2 separate regions of the Homo sapiens genome follow, and region 2 is linked to region 1. The links are chromatin loops, found by intact Hi-C in ENCODE. Cell type or tissue: PC-9. All regions are shown on one strand. Links, peaks and the distances in the headings refer to the core of each region. The heading gives the core; the rest is flanking DNA.

The links. A loop is a pair of places that touch in the nucleus more often than their neighbours do. Peaks named below come from ENCODE experiments on the same cell type or tissue, not always from the same donor. Only the 100,000 strongest peaks of a DNase experiment are listed, where the experiment ranks them.
Region 2: it touches region 1 in a loop (4-fold over the local background); 87 of 110 quality-filtered maps call a loop at or near these places.

What each region holds. Positions count from the first base shown.
Region 1 is chr1:151,732,729-151,738,168 of GRCh38, reverse strand. No RefSeq gene overlaps it. Among named protein-coding and RNA genes, the nearest start is that of RIIAD1, 14 kb to the right of the region's middle. In PC-9, for the core only: a CTCF peak has its summit at 2,929 (motif pointing right); a DNase peak (open chromatin) is centred at 2,948.
Region 2 is chr1:151,545,008-151,550,741 of GRCh38, reverse strand. The region is part of intron 1 of TUFT1 (tuftelin 1); the gene reads right to left. MIR554 (microRNA 554) reads right to left here and starts at 4,946; the gene lies at 4,851-4,946. RefSeq lists an enhancer at 3,296-3,814. In PC-9, for the core only: a CTCF peak has its summit at 3,004; DNase peaks (open chromatin) are centred at 1,341, 1,771 and 3,381; H3K4me3 peaks cover 2,662 bases; H3K27ac peaks cover 4,000 bases.

The DNA of each region.
Region 1 (5,440 bases), core at 1,227-5,226:
CAGATTGGTTACTTCCAAGATACAATGAAAGTACAGGCATTTGGTAAATATTCCTGTTTGAAAAGGGAGAAATTGGTCAAAAGAAAGGGGCTGCAGGCCCCACACAAGTCTGAAACCGGGCAGGGCAGTTATTCAATCTTAAAACTCCAAAATCATCTCCTTTGACTCCATGTCTCACATTCAGGGCACACTGATGCAAGAAGTGGGCTCCCAAAGCCTTGAGCAGCTCTGCCCCTAAGGCTTTGCAGGGTTCAGCCCCTATAGTTGCTCTCATGGGCTGGCATTGAGTGACTGGAACTTTTTGAGGTTGAGGGTGCAAGCTGTCAGTGGCTCAAACATTTCAGGGTCTGGAAGGTGGTAGCCCTCTTCTTATAGCTCCACTAGGCAGTGCCCCAGTGGGGACTGTGTCAGGGAGCTCCAACTCCACATTTCCTCTCTGCACTGCCCTACTAGAGGTTCTCTGTGAGGGCTCCACCCTTACCAGCAGGGTTCTGCCTGGACATCCAGACTTTTCCATACATCCTCTGAAATCTAGGCAGAGGTTCTCAAGTCTCAGCTCTTGCACTCTGTGCACCCACAGGCTTAACACTACATGAAAGCCACCAAAGCCTAGGGTTTGCATCCTCTGAAGCAGTGGCCCAAGCAGTACCTTGGCCCCTTTGAGCCATGGCTGAAACTGGAGTAGCTAGGACATGAGGAGTAGTGTCCCAAGGCTACGCAGGGCAGCAGGACCCTGGGCCTGGCCCCTGAAACCATTCTTCTCTCCTAGGGCTCCGGGTGTATGATGGGAGGGACTGCATGTGGAGGTCTCTGAAATGCCTTCAAGGCATTTTCCCGATTGTCTTGGATATTAGCACTTGGTTCCTTTTTACTTATGCAAATTTCTGTGGCCTGCTTGGAATTTCTCCCCTGAAAATGGGCTTTTCTATTCTACCACATGGCTGGGCTGCAAATTTTTCAAAAACTTTTATGCTCTACTTCCCCTTTAAATGTAAGTTCCAGTTTTACATCATTTCTTTGCTCATGCATATGAGATAGGTTGTTAGAAACAGCCAGTCCATATCTTGAATGCTTTGTGGCTTAGAAATTTCTTCCACCAGATACCCTAAATCATCACTCTCAAGTTCAAAGTTCCACAGATCCCTTAGGGCAGGGGCACAATGCCACCAGATTGTTCACTAATATATAACAAAGGTGACCTTGCTCTAGTTCCCAATCAGTTCCTCATCTCCTTCTGAGACTTCATCAGCCTAGACTTTTTATCCATATCACTATCAGCATTTTTGTCACAACAATTTAACAAGTCTCTAGGAAGTTCCAAACTTTCCTTCATCTTCCTGGCTTCTTCTGAGCCCTCCACACCACACTCTTCCAACCTCTGCCAGTTACCCAATTCCAAAGCTGCTTCCACATCTTCAGGTATCTTTATAGCAATGCCCTACTCCTCAGAACCAATTTTATGTACTAGTCTGTTCTCACATTGCTATAAAGAAATACCTGAAGGCCAGGTGTGGTGGCTTATGCCTGCAATCCCAGCACTTTGGAAGGCCAAGGTGGGTGGATCACAAGGTCAGGAGTTTGAGACCAGCCTGACCAACATGGTGAAACCCTGTCTCTACTAAAAATACAAAAAATTAGCCAGGTGTGGTGGCATACACCTGTAATCCCAGCTACTCAGGAGGCTGAGGCAGGAGAATCACTTGAACCTGGGAGGCAGAGGTTGCAGTGAGCCAAGATTGTGCCACTGCACTCCAGCCTGGGCAACAGAGCAAGGCTCCATCTCAAAAAAAAAAAAACACAAAAAACCTACCTGTGAGCAGGTAATTTATAAAGAAAAATTGGCTCATGGTTCCATAGGCTGTACAGGAAGCATGGCAGCATCTGCTTCTGAATCATGGCAGAAGCAAAGATGGAATGAGTATCTTACATGGCAGGACCAGGACCAATAGAGAGTAGGAAGGTGCTACACACTTTTAAACAACCAGATCTCATGAGAACTCACTATCATGAGAACAGCACCAAGGGGATGGTGCTAAACCATTCATGAGAAACCACTCCCTAATCCAATCACCTCCCACCGGGCCCCACCTCCAACATTGGGAATTACAATTTGACCTGAGATTTGGGTGGGGACACAGATCCAAAACATATTAACTATTGAATACATGTAATCAAGAATACACTGTACATCTTACATTTTACTTTTGAAACTGTACTGTAATTATCTATGTATCTATGTATCTGTCTTCACTCACTAGACCATGAGTTCCTTGAGGAGTGTGTCTTATTCCCAAAACTTTGCATCTTGAGTACATAATACGCCCTAATATTTGTTGAATGAGTGAATAAGTGAATGAATAAATGAATGAATAATCAATTTGCAAGGTTTCTCTTCAGATACTTTAAAGAAGTAAACATTGAATGGGTATGGTGGCTCATGCCTGTAATCCAAGTACTTTGGGAGGCCAAGGTGGGCAGATCACTTGAGATCACAAGTCTGAGACAAGCCTGGCCAACATGGTGAAACCCCATCTCTACTAAAAATACAAAAATTAGCTGGGCATGGTGGCACATGCCTGTAATCCTACCTGCTTGGGAGGCTGAGGCATGAGAATCACTTGAATGCAGGAGGCAGAGGTTGCAGTGGGCTGAGATATCACCACTGTACTCCAGCCTATGGACTCCATCTCAAAAAAAAAAAGAAAGAAGTAAACGTCTAAGGTACTCATTGAAGCAGCACTGCCCAGGGCTAAGGCCCTGGTCTTTGTAACATCTAAAGAACTTTCTATTACAGGAATCTGTGTGTTTGTTACTATTTTCCCACTCCCAGCCCAGCCTTGTTTCCTCTTCTCTCCCTCCTGCTGACATTCCACTCAGGCCTTGAGCAGGCATTCTCCAAACAGCATGTCAACTCTGCAGACATGCCCAGGAGAGGGCAGCAGAGACCAGTCCAGCTAGACTGAGAGTGGCCTGCTTTCCAGACATTGCCCTTCCTTCCCACCCCGTGGACACAGCAAGGCAACCACACACTGAGGCAATCCTTACTGCAAGCCTAGGGAGAGCTACTGCTCCAATTTTGAAGATCAGGAACCTGACACAGAGGGGTTGCTGAAGGTCACTAGGTGGCAAAGCATGCCTGCCTGTAGCCAGCTTATTAGCTCGTGTATTTGCTCTCTGGATATCAGATCCAATCTGAGCAGCAATTCCAAGACACTCCTAACTTTACCTTAAAAGTAAAATATATCAGAAGAGATGAAAGCGTCCAATTACTGGATGCTCAAGCATCTCCCATTACAAGAAACCACCCTTGACCCTGCTTCCCCCTCCAACGACTGCCCTTTCTCCATTTCCTCTCCCATCCATGCTCCTAGAAAGCTGTCTTCAAGGGCAGTGTATATCTACTTCCATGTCTTCATCTCCCAATTGCCACCAAGTTGACCGCAATCTGACTTCTGCCTACCCCACTGAAGCTATTCATGTTCACATCACCATGACCCAACTGCAAACTCAGTGGAAAACTTTTGGCCAAAATTCATCTCCCCATTTCCCCTGCCCCTACCTGCTTCCCCTCTGTATTAGTGAATGATTCCAGCATTCCTCTTCTTTCCCATGCAAGAAACCTGGAAGTCATTCTAGAATCTACAACTTCTGTAATAACTCCACCCCATTCAAATTACAGGTCCTGCCAATTCCCCTTCCTAAATATGTCTAGAATTCACCTCCTGTTTTCATGCCACTGCATATATCAAGGCCTCATCCTGCAGTTCAGTCTTCCAACATCCCATCGATTTATCATTCAGCAAATGCGTATTGAGCAGCTGCACGAGGTCAGGAGATCGAGACCAGCCTGACCAACTTGGTAAAAATACAAAAATTAGCTGGGTGTGGTGGCACACACCTGTAATCTCAGCTACTCAGGAGGCTGAGGCAGGAGAATTGCTTGAATCCGGGAGGCGGAGGTTACACTGAGAGTGCAGGAGAGGGCGTACTCTGATTTCAGTTTCTTAAAAGATCATTCTAAAAGATCGCTCTGTCAGCCAGGCTGGAGTGCAGTGGCTCAATCTCAGCTCACTGCAACCTCTGCCTTCTGAGTTCAAGCAATTCTCCTGCCTCAGCATCCCAAGTAGCTGGGATTACAAGTGTGTGCCACCATGCCCGGCTAATTTTTTTTGTATTTTTAGTAGAGATGAGGTTTCACCATGTTGGCCAGGCTGGTCTCAAACTCCTGACCTCAAGTAGTCCACTGCCTTGGCTTCCCAAAGTGTTGGGATTACAGGTTTGAGCCACTGCACCCAGCCTACAAAATTTTTTTTTAAAATCAGTGGTGGCATATACCTGTAGTCCTAGTACTAGGGAGGCTGAAGTAAGAGGACTGTTTGAGCCCAAAAGTTTGAAGTTACAGTGAAGTACGCTGTACTCCAACCTGAGTGACAGAACAAGACTGTCTCAAAAATAAATAAATAAAACTTTAAAAAAAGAATTATCCTAGCTGTTACATGGAAGATGGATCAGAAAGTGCAGGTGGGGCAGATGCTGATTTGGGGCTGACCCAGCAGTTTCCCTCCTGTTCCTGGTCTCTGTTGAGGATGGGCCGCAAGACCCTGGTCTGGCCAGTGAGGGAGAGGTGGGAGACCTTCGGAGAAAGTTTGTCTTTGCTGATAAAAAGGGACACAGTCAGCTGGCGCAGCTCTCTGCCCTTCTCCCTGCCTGAAATGTAAAGAGGACACCTGAGAGTGCAGGAGGCCTCACAGCCATGACGGGACAGGCTAAGGCTGGCAGAGTGAGGACAGAAAAAACCTGGTCTGGGTACTTGTCAACATCATTGACCCTTTGACTCTTGCCTACTGCTGAACTTGTTAGGTGAGAAAAATGACCCCGTATTTGTTTAAGTCACTATAAATTTGGTTTTCTGTTACCTACAGCTAAATACATTCTCAACTGAAATAGTGGACAGAGAGTCAGCAAAGAGACCAGGGTAAGAAGCAACTGAAGTGGTGCAGGTGAGAGAAAATGACAGCTTGGACAATTATAAACAAACAAAAAAAAACAAAAACACAGAATCTCACTGTTGCCCAGGCTGGAGTACAGTGGCGTGATCTCGGCTCACTGCAGCCTTGACCTCCCAGGCTCAAGCGATCTTCCCATCTCAGCTTCCTGAGTGGCTGAGAACACAGGTGTGCGTCACCACACCCAGCTAATTTTAGTGGGGTTTTTTGGTAGAGTCAGGGTTTCGCCACATTGGCCAGGCTGGTCTCGAACTCCTGACCTCAAGTCCACCTCAGCCTCCCAAAGTGCTTAGGATTACAGGCGTGAGCCACCATGCCTGACCAGCTTGGACAATTATGATCGTCTCCCTACAGGTCTTCCCATTTCTAGACTTAGTTTCCCCTAATTTGTCTTCCACGCTATTATACTTTCTCAGTGCAAATCTCTTTATAAA
Region 2 (5,734 bases), core at 1,016-5,015, 190 kb after region 1:
AATGAACTACTATTCAGCTGTGAAAATAAATGAACTATGAAACATGCATTGACATGAATAAATCTCAAAATAAGTGTTAAGTGAAAAAGCAAGCTGGGGCCAGGTGTGGTGGCTCACGCCTGTAATCCCAGCACTTTGGAAGGCCGAGGCAGGCAGATCACTTGAGGTCTGGAGTTTGAGACCAACCTGGTCAACATGGTGAAACCCCGTCTCCACTGAAAATATAAAAATTAGCTGGGCCTGGTGGTGCATGCTTGTAATCCCAGCTACTCGGGAAACTGAGGTGGGAGAATCGCTTAAACCCAAGGGGCGGAGGCTGCAGTGAGCCAAGATCACGCCATTGCACTCCAGCCTGGGTGACAGAGTGAGACTCTGTCTCAAAAAAACAAACAAACGAAAAAACTATTTGGGCCAGGCACAGTGGCTCACGCCTATAATCCCAGAACTTTGGGAGGCCAAAGCAGGTGGATCACCAGAGGTCAGGAGTTCAAGGCCAGCCTGGCCAACATGGTGAAACCCCGTCTCTACTAAAAATACAAAACACTGGCCAGGTGTGGTGGTGGGCACCTGTAATCCCAGTTGCCTGGGAGGCTGAGGCAGGAGAATCGCTTGAACCTGGGAGGCAGAGGCCCCAGGGAGATAAGGAGAGAGGTGCAGTGAGCCCTGTGACACTCCTATAATAAAACATATAAAGAGAAGGAAAGAAAAAGTACTAAACTTGGCTAGGCATGTTGGCTCACGCCTGTAATCCCAGCACTTTGGGAGGCCCAGGAGGGCAGATCACCTGAGTCCAGGAGTTTGAGACCAGCCTGGGCAACATAATGAGACCCTGTCTCTACAAAAAGTACAAAAATTAGCCTGGTGTGGTGGTGCACACCTGCAGTCCCAGCTACTAGGGAAGCTGAGGTGAGAGGATCAATTGAGCTCATAAGGTCAAGGCGGCAGTGAGCCAAGACTGTGCCATGCACTCCAACCCAGGTGACAGAGCGAGACTCTGTTTCAAAACAAAGTACTAAACTTGAAGTCAGAGGCAGGATGTCTGAGTCCTGATTGATGACCATTAATCCTTGAGCAAATCACTTAATCTCTCTGGGCCTCAGTTTTCTGTCTGTAAAATGAGGGTGATAATTTCACAACCGACATTTTAGGAAGAGTAGATAGATGTGCAAGAATGATGTAAAAGTGATTTGCAAACCATACATCTCTTCACAAGGGTGAAGCAGCATTACTTTCCCAAGTAGCTCTGGAAAGTCTGCAAGGGAAGAGGGTGGATGAGGTAAATTGTCTAATGGAGCTGATGAAAAACTTAGGGCTCTCTCTGGCACCTCATCCTCCAGAACTGGAGAATGCATCTTAGTCAGCAAGGCCACAGACCTCGGCCTGCACCCCCAACCCAGAGTCAAGGAGCAAATCCTGGGGCTCCTCTCTGCCTGGTGCACTTAGTTGTTTTCTAGAGCAGGCTTGCATTTCCTCAGGACTATGAGCAGGCTCCAGGGAGCTTTAGGAACACCCCAAAAATATCCGGCAGGGGGGTCTCTACTGGGTACTCTAAAAGGCAAGATGAGAAGTGGAGCCTTCTTCTCTAGGGAAAAAGGAGCAGTACTAATCACAAGGTAAGCAGCCTCTAACCTCATAAACATTTTTGGGAGAAGCCCAGCTACCTCCAAATTATAGGCAGCCTCACCACTCTGTTCAAACAAATCTCCAACCCTGACTCACTCCTCAAAGCAGGGAGGGGGTAAACACATAGCTGAGGGGTTAGAGATCAAGACGCCACAGCAGAGATAAGGAGATAAACAGGGAGGCCCCAGGGAAATAAGGAGAGAGGTGCAGAGTTCTCACACCACAGGCTCATGTGAATAGGGAAAAGCCTGCGTTCCCCCAGCTCTCACTCCCCAGGTTTTACAGGGGTCACTAGGACTGGGTAGGAGTCAAGTGTAAGGTTCTTTCTAAGAGGAAGTAAAGGAAGTGGAGATTGCCCCTGAGCTGGAAACCAGCAACCTTAATTCATCTTCACCCTGTATCCCACTCTTCCCTCACTTTGCCCCTCAATCCCACCCACTTTCCCACCCCAAGTGTACATGGCCTCTCAAGCTGCTGGAGGAGCAGTCACTTCAGTTTCCCCACTTTGAAAAATGGGAGGCTGGGCACGGAGGCTCAAGCCTGTAATCCCAGCACTTTGGGAGGCCAAGGCAGGCGAATCACGAGGTTAAGAGATTGAGATCATCCTGGCCAACAGGATGAAACCCCATCTCTACTAAAAATACAAAAATTAGCTGGGCGTGGTGGCGCACGCCTGTAGCTCCAGCTACTTGGGAGGCTGAGGCAGGAGAATCACTTGAACCTGGGAGGTGGAGGCTGCAGTGAGCCAAGATTGGGCCACTGTACTCCAGCCTGGTGACAGAGCAAGACTCCGTCTCAAAAAAAAAAAAAAAAGAAAAGAAAAAGAAAAAAGAAAAGTAGGAATAGCCAGCCCCTTGTAACAATGGCACCCAAGTGATCAGGATGAAGGAAGTCCCATAAACTCAAAGAACAGAGCCGGATGGGATAGGTGGGTACCTACCCTCTCTACCCTCTCCTTGAGTGAGGCTCGCACCCGACTCAGCTCATCAGTCTCAGGTACATGGTCCTGCCTTCTGCAGTGCTGCCTAGGCCAGAGATGGCCCTTTGTGGAGTATGACACAAAGAATCACTCCCTTTCTTCCTCCCCAGATTAGCCAACAAAACAGGTGTTTGATTTTTATGTGGCTGCCTACCCAGAGGCATGGGCTGGACAGGCACTATGTAGAGGGCTCACCAGGGTTACTGTGAGGTGAAATGAGAAAAAGGATTTGAGGTGGCACCCTACATGGGGCAGCCTTTCTCATTACTTGGAGCCCTAACAAAGGAAAACACTAGGGCCTAGCAGTGACAGTGTGTCTGTAGAGGGAAGTGAGCTCCTGAACCAACTCTGAAGGAGACACCCACTTGCTAAGCCAGTCTCACTCTAGGACACCTGCCTAGCGACCAGCAAACCTGGAATGAAAGGGCAAGTTCCTCAGTGCCCCCTCTGCATCAAAGGGAGTGGCTCTGCCCTCTCTAGTCTCTGACTACCTGCTTAGTGATTTTTGCTTCTGTGCTCCCAGACCCAAGAAAACCACGTCTCTTTTCTTCCTTCATCGACTCATCCCCTTCTTACCCTATATTGTCTCCTCCACTTCCTGCCTCTGCTGGCCAGGCTTAAATCTGGGCCACCAGCCTTCCTGGCACATACCTATTTCCGCAACTGAACCTTCCCAACCCCTAGAAAACAAAGGTATTTCACAAGCCTCTGCACCTTGACCCAAAGAGGCATGCACCATAATTACTAGCAGGCAAGGAAGCTCATCCCACCTCTCTGAGCACACGTGTCTGGAACTGAAACCATCTGGGTGCACGCCCCCCTCCACCCTGGAGAACTATGGGCAAATGTTAGTGCCAAATGCCTGATGATGAGGTAACTCTCCTCGCTCAGAGGAGATCCCTCCTTCTCTGGCAAAGCCCAGCATTCCCCAAATTCCTGGCAGCCTTGGTGACATCAGAAAAATGCAGTGCTCCTGAAAGTAAGAACCTGGCAATAAATGGGAGAGATGGGATGGTGTGAGGAGAAATTTATGGGCTGAGTTTAGGACAAGTTTCATGAGTAGAAGGAACAGGCAGCCACCAAACTTGAAAGGCTCCTCTGCCCAGCAGTTTTTCCCCACACTCAGATGTCACAGAACCAGGACTTCCACATTTTAGAATACATTCAGTCCTCTGGAGTAAGCAGCAATGGCTACAGATGAATCCTCCTTTAAAATGCAAATATTCTGACCCAGCAATCCCACTCCTAGGTATTCCTCTCCAAGAGAAATGAAAATATATTTCCACACAAAAACTTGTACACCAAAGTTCGTAGCAGCATTATAAATGATAGCCAAAAAGTAGAAAGAACCCAAATGTCCACCAACATTTATCCATGACGAACACAGTTGTAATACATCTAAATAATGGAATATTATTCAGCCATAAAAAGGAATGAAGTACTGATTCACATTACAACATGGATGAACCTTGAAAACATCATTCTAATAAAAGATGCCAGTCACAAAGGATCACATACCGATGATTACATTTATATTAAATATCCACAATAGGTAAATCCATAGAGAAAAAAAGTAGACTGGTGGCTGCCTAGGGCTGAGAGAGATTGGGGGGAAATGGGGAGTGACTGCTAATGGGTCAGGATTTCTTTATAAGGTAAGGAAATGTTCTAAAATTGATTTATTGATGATTGCACAACTCTGTGAATGTACTAAAAACCACTGAGTTACATACTTTAAATGGGGTATATGAATTATATCTCAATAAAGCTGTTCATAAAAAATTATATGAAGCTCATGGTAAGGCTTCAATAAATCACAATTCTAATTTAAAAAATAAAAGAGAGTGAGGCTCTGGAAAGACTTGGCATTAAACTACTTGAGCTTCTGAGGTCCTAAAGGAATGTCACCTATTCCACAGTAAAGACAAGTCTTCAGATTGCAGCTGATAAAAAAATTCCAAGTCCACCCGGGTGTTGGAGAACCTCTCTGGCCAAGACAAATCCAAAAAAAGAAAAAGAAAAAGAGAGAGAGGATGAAAAAAATGCAAATAGTTCCCAATTAATGTAGATAAATTTTAAAATGCATTAAAGTAATGGTAAAGACAATAAAAAGATGCTGTAGAAAAAAAAAAAAAAGAAAAAAATGCAAATATTCGAAAGAAAGATAAAACTGATATATTACTTAAAGAAACCAGAGCAGCAGGGGACACCAGCTGCCTTGGTCATGAGGTCTAAAAAAGAAGAGGAAAGATGCCCAGAGAGAGATGCCAAAATATGAACCCTGACCCATCACCAGTCTAAGACCAGTACTGGCTGAGTCAGGACTAGCAAAGGTTACTCAGGTCTTCACCCTGGGTCTATCTGTAGGCCTTCCTCTCACCCCTGGGACTCTCCACTGGTTGAGGGACCTGGATCATCAAGGAAACGAGAAAGAAACAGGAATAAACAAAAGTCAGCATAATGAGGAGGAGCAAACCTTGCCCAAACCAGAGAGTTCCCAGACTCTTCCTCCATCCCTTGGCTGGTTGCTTATAGGAGGTTAAAACAGTCTAGTCTAAGCCAGTAGAAATAGAAAATAATAGCTAACCTCTGAGTACTTACCACATGCCAGGCACTGTGCTTCATATTTTATGTGTATTATCTAATTTAATCCTCACAACTACCTTATGAGAAGGGTGCAATTATTATCCCAGTTTTACAAGTGAGAAAACTAAGAATGAAGAAATTAAGTAATTTGCCTAAGTGAGCTTGGGCAAAGCAGACATCAAAGCCTGATTAGAGCCCACCTTAGTCAGATTCCCAGAGCCATGCTCTTTTTTTTGTTTGTTTGAGACGGAGTTTCACTCTTGTTGCCCAGGCTGGAGTGCAATGGCGTGATCTCGGCTCACTGCAACCGCCACCTCCTGGGTACATATGATTCTCCTGCCTCAGTCTCCCAAGTAGCTGGGATTATAGGTGCGCACCACCACACCTGGCTAATTTTGTATTTTTAGTAGAGATGGGGTTTTGCCATGTTGGTCAGGCTGGTCTCGAACTCCTGATCTCAGGTGATCCACCTGCCTCAGCCTCCCAAAGTGCTGGGATTACAGACGTGAGCCACTGCACTCAGCCCAGAGCCATGCTCTTGACCAC